Linked DNA regions of Homo sapiens: region 2 is linked to region 1. A link is an interaction called in ENCODE POLR2A ChIA-PET data of the cell type or tissue named here. Cell type or tissue: B cell. All regions are shown on one strand.

Region 1 (2,500 bases):
CAGCGGTTCCCTGGGTTCTCTTCAGGATGGGTGATGGCGCCCCGCCCCATGTGCTCTACTGACTTCTGTCCAAAATGCCCCTTTGCCCACCTCTGGGGCCAGATCTAGTGGGCACCAGATGAGTAGGCCCACCTACCCTGATCAGCCCCACCTGTGGGTGTACATGTGAAGGAAGGACACAGGACAACCGACCTGATTGGAGCCAGGGTTGGGAACGTTGATGATCCCTGCCGCCTGCTTGGCCTGCAGGTAAGTGATGAAGGCAGCCTTGAGGGACTCGGTCTGGCTCACAACATCCTCTTGGTCACGGCCACAGGGCAGAGCCAGCAGCAGACAGTAATCTGTCTCCACCTGAGGCAGAGGCCAGCTGCCAGTGAGCAGGGGCCTCCTAGTCAAACAGCAGCCCACATCCAACCCACAGTATCAGGTCCACAAAAACCCCCACCTCTGAGATGACTTTAAAGGCTACCCTGATATTTGAATGAAAAAAAAAAAAAAAAAAAGCTTTTTTTCAACCTGAGAAAGCTGATTTAAAAAATAATAATTTTTAAAAACTGTAAAGCCTTGTTTCTGGGTCTAGAGGTACTTTACATCCCCCCACCAAGTAGAAGCATAGTGGACCCTTCATTGCTCACTTCAAGAATACCGTTACTGGCCAGGCACAGTGGCTCAGGCCTGTAATCCCAGCACTTTGGGAGGCCAAGGCAGCCAGATCACTTGAGGTCAGGAGTTCAAGGCTGGCCTGGCCAACATGGTGAAACCCCATCTCTACTAAAAATACAAAAAATTAGCTGGGCATGGTGGTGCCATGGTGGTGCGTGCCTATAATCCCAGCTACTCAGGAGGCTGAGGCAAGAGAATGGCTTGAACCCGGGAGGCAGAGGCTATAATGAACAGAGATCGCACCGCTGCACTCCAGCCCAGGCGACAGAGACTGTTTCAACAACAACAAGAATACAGTTAATGCTTCCATGACAGGCCAGGGAGATGGGCTGGCAGGGACTACCTACGTCTTCCTCCCTGTAGGTGGGGCAGTTGCTCACCTGGGCCTGAGAGTCTTACCGTCATCCTTCGGGCAACCCCTTCCAGCTGCGTTGCCTCCAGCCGCATCCTCTGGGCGATCCTTAGTGGGGGCCCTCCTTCAGAAAGGGGCAGGGACCGATGGGCCAGGACGTTGTTGCCAGAGACGAAGTGGAGCTGCACAGCAGCTGTGTCATTCTTGAGGGCCAGCAGGCCCTGCCACACGATGGGGTACTTCTGCTCACAGGGAAACAAACAGGAAGTGAGCTCATGGCCCCTCGCTGAGCCATGCTGGACACAGCCAGAGGCTGTAGCTTGTGGGTCTGTTAACTAGGGAATCTTAGGACATTTGACATGGCATAAAACTTGGGGGCCAGGAAGGGCAGCCCCTGCTCATGCTTACCTTCAGAAGTTGAACCATATCCACGGGTCTCTGGGAAGTCAGGTGTGGAGAGGAATCTTGTTTGGGGGCTGGCTGGAATTCAGTGTGTGGCAGAACCAGTCCTGGTGGGGTGCTGGGGCCAGAGGTTGTTGGGACAAACAACGGCTGTTTTGGGGCAGTCTGAGTGGGAAGAGAGACTGGAAGGTCAGGCTTCATGGAGACAGACACAGGGGAGGGGAAGGAAGTCGGGCCTGTTTCTGCTTGTGCCCTCTGAACCTGGGTGTGAGGCTCAGGTGGCCTGTTTGCAGGTCCAGCTGGGAGGCGAGGCTGCTCTACTCCCGTCTGGGTCCCCTTTGCCTCCTGGGACACTTGAGGCATCTTGCTGCTTGGTGGCTGGCCGGGCTGACCGAGCTGGGAGGGCGGGCAGGGTGGTGCAGGCTGGGCAGGCTGTGTGGACTGCACAGGCTGAGGAGGCTGCAGGGGCTCACCTTCAGGAGGAGGGCCCTGGTGTAGGGAAGGAAGGCAAAGGGACAGAGTCAGTCTGTTGTGCACAAGCCCCTGAGACCAACAAATGACCCAAAGGGCCACAGGGAAAGGATAAGATGTGGCATCTCCCGTTAAGTCAGGCCCACAGAAGGAGCCTGAATCAACGGAGCTGCTTTCGGGGTTCCAGGTAAGGAGAGATCCCCTATTACCTGCCTCCTGCTGATGCTACCCAGCAAGAGCTCCCTCCCCATATGCAGAACTCCCCATGATGTGATCTAATACTTTCATCTCAGAACTAAGAAAGCTCTTTAAACTCATGAAAAGATCAACATCTTTAGGGACTAGCTGACCAGTTCACTTGTACTCAACCACTATCTTTACCAAAAGGCGGATTTCTTTTTCTTTAAGTAGGGACAGAGTTTCACCATGTTGGCCAAGCTGGTCTTGAACTCCTGACCTCAAGTGATCTGCCAGCCCTGGCCTCCCAAAGTGTTGGGATTACAGGCGTGAGCCACTATGCCCGGCTTTTTTTTTTTTTGAGACTGGGTCTCGCTCTGTCACTGGAGCCTAGTGGCACGACCTTGGTTCAATGCAACCTCTGCCTCCAGGGCT
Region 2 (2,500 bases), 130 kb before region 1:
TGAAACCCTGTCTCTACTGGAAATATAAAAATGAGCAGGTGCCCATAATCCCAGCTACTCAGGAGGCTGAGGCAGGAGAATCGCTTGAATCTGGGAGGCGGAGGTTAGAGTGAGTCGAGATCACGCCACTGTACTCCAGCCTGGGTGACAGAGCGAGATTCTGTCTCCAAAAAAAAAAGAAAAGAAAACCTTAATCTCACCTCCAACTGAATGCTTACCTTCCCCCTGCCAGCTGCCCCTGAAATGAGGATTTGGGTACAACTGATATGAGGTGAACCTTCCAGAGGAAGCCAGTAGGGAATGGAGCGAGAGGAGGATGGAGGAGGCCAGCCAGGCAGTGGGGTGGTCTCAGGCCTGGCCTCAGCCTGGTCCTGCAGGGTACTCCGGAGGGTAAGTGAAGGGGAATTTTCGGATCCCAGACAAAAGAGCTGGGGTTCTGCACCTGGTAGTCATTGGCTTGGGGCCACTCTGGGTGGGGCCAACAGAAATTTACCTAGGGCAGCCCCTGTAGAAAGAGCCACAGGTGGTGCCTCTTAGAAGCCATGCAGGGCGCCAGGGCAAAAACAGGAGAAAGGAATCCAGGGGAATTGGGGGCAGCACCCACATGGTCCCCTAACCCCAGTGACACAATCTGGCCTAGAGCATTAAGTCCCTCCGCTGGCGGGCAGAGAGTGAGCGCAGGGACCATTGTCTTCCAGGGAGGGAGGATGCCTGCAGCAGGGGAGCCCTGGGAGAAGGGAGCCGGGAGACCTGGAATAGACCTAAGAGAGGGCTAACAGGATTTGCCGGTTGACTGCGTGGCCCCGGGGAGAGTGGGGGAAGGCAGGACCCTGAGAAACTCCCAGGGTTGTAGTTGGTGCAGTGGGGGATGGGGGGAAGGTGGACCTGGAATTGGGAATCCTCTTTTGCCCAGGTGTGCTTGGGGTGCCCCTTGGGCATCCATGTGGAGAGCTGGAAACTCAGTTGGGAGCTCAAGTGAGGAGTCAGGGCTGGAGGTGTGCACATGGGCAGCGGGCAGCGGAAACAGGAAGGTGAGACCTCCTGGGGAGAGAGGGTGGAGAAGGGCCAGGACAGAAGTGTGCCAGCCAACGGGCAGGGGTGAGCCAGGGAGGAGCCAAAGAGGGGACCCAGGACAGCAGCCAGAGAGGCCAGAGGCCAGGATAAGAGCGAGGCTCAAGAGGGCAGGAAGGCTGCACAGCTCCAGCTCCAAGAAGAGGCTGGAGCAGCCCCCATTGGAGTTGGCCCCACGGATTTTCCTGGCAGCTTGGCAAGGGCTGCCTCATGAAAGCCTGCTTGGAATGGGTGGAGGAGAAGTGGAGGACGAGGAAGTAGATGTGGGACACAGCTCTCTGCACGTCCAGCGAGAAGGGAGCAGAGGAACGGCCAAGTCGCTGGAAGGAAACAGTGGTCACAAGCTTCTGAGAAGACAGGAGATGCTTGGGTTGCCAGGATGCTGACGGCCCCACCCAGTGGTAAAGGGGACAGAGGAGTGAGAATGCAGGAGAAGGTCCAGAGCCCAAGACACATCGCAGCATATGAGATCCCGGCTGAATGCTTCAAAGTGGACAGAGTGGAGAGGGCACAGTGACACCGCAGGAGGGAGAGCAGAGCCTCTGGGGGGAGGGCAGGGGCAGGACCCAGCCCTGGGTGGATGGGCCAGAAGGTCTTGGGTGCAGCAGGAACAGCTCTTCCTTTGTTGCAGGAGGGAAAGGCGATGATGTGGGCAAAGGTGCAGGCAGGCTCTGGTGATTTGGGTGGAAAGATCCAGGTGACACCTTTCCAAGGATCCTGGACCCAGTGAGGGAGGGGCAGAAGCCCCCAGCAGTGTGTGGGGTAGGGGAGGGGGTGTGTTTCATGTCTGAGAAGGAAGGATGGGGTGAAGCTGTCAACCTGGCAGGAAACAAAGACAGCAGGAAATGCAGAAACAGAGAAGGATCCGGGCAGCGTCCCACGGGAGGCTGGGGCTACAATCTCGCATGCAGCGGTCACTTTCTCCAGCAACATTCAGCTCCTCAGATCCAGGCACAGGGCAGGAGGGTCAGACCCAAACCGGGGTGAGAGGTAAGGGCGTCTGTGAGAGAGAGCTCAGAGGCCATGCCAGGGTGTCAGCCGGGCCAGGAGCAAAAGAGGACGGGAGGATCTAGTCTGGAAATATGAGGGTAAATGGATTAAAGATCTCCACGAGGCCAAAATCATGCTGGAGTGTGGGTGCTAGAAACTGAGAAAAGGGAGTAAAAAGAAGATGAGGCCAGTAATTCCCGCTGAGGGGCACAGGCAGGAGGGCATCTGGCTGGACCCCTTCCCTGCTGTGGACTTGAGTCTGCTTTCTCTACGATGTTGTTGGATAAAAACAAGGCCATACTCACCTTACGGGGGGGCCTTGAACATGCTTTGTAAGCAAGAGAGGGCTGGGCTTTGCTGAGTTCCTCCTCTTGCTCTTATTTCCAGACCTGTTCACAAGTGCCCACAAGAACTGCCCCATGCCCCAGGGTGCGGACCC

The links. ChIA-PET counts read pairs that join two places held together with the same protein. Peaks named below come from ENCODE experiments on the same cell type or tissue, not always from the same donor. Only the 100,000 strongest peaks of a DNase experiment are listed, where the experiment ranks them.
Region 2: POLR2A ChIA-PET joins it to region 1 with 6 read pairs; 3 of 35 experiments call an interaction of 5 or more read pairs at or near these places.

The regions. Positions count from the first base shown.
Region 1 is chr1:15,936,569-15,939,068 of GRCh38, reverse strand. SPEN (spen family transcriptional repressor) reads right to left here. Exons shown (of 15, transcript NM_015001.3): 12 at 1,424-1,906; 13 at 1,063-1,257; 14 at 193-351. Among named protein-coding and RNA genes, the nearest start is that of ZBTB17, 38 kb to the left of the region's middle. In B cell, no CTCF peak of the experiment used is centred here; a DNase peak (open chromatin) is centred at 1,138; H3K27ac peaks cover 681 bases.
Region 2 is chr1:16,063,585-16,066,084 of GRCh38, reverse strand. FAM131C (family with sequence similarity 131 member C) reads left to right here. Exons shown (of 7, transcript NM_182623.3): 2 at 2,449-2,500. Among named protein-coding and RNA genes, the nearest start is that of FAM131C, 8.8 kb to the left of the region's middle. In B cell, no CTCF peak of the experiment used is centred here; no DNase peak of the experiment used is centred here; H3K27me3 peaks cover 343 bases.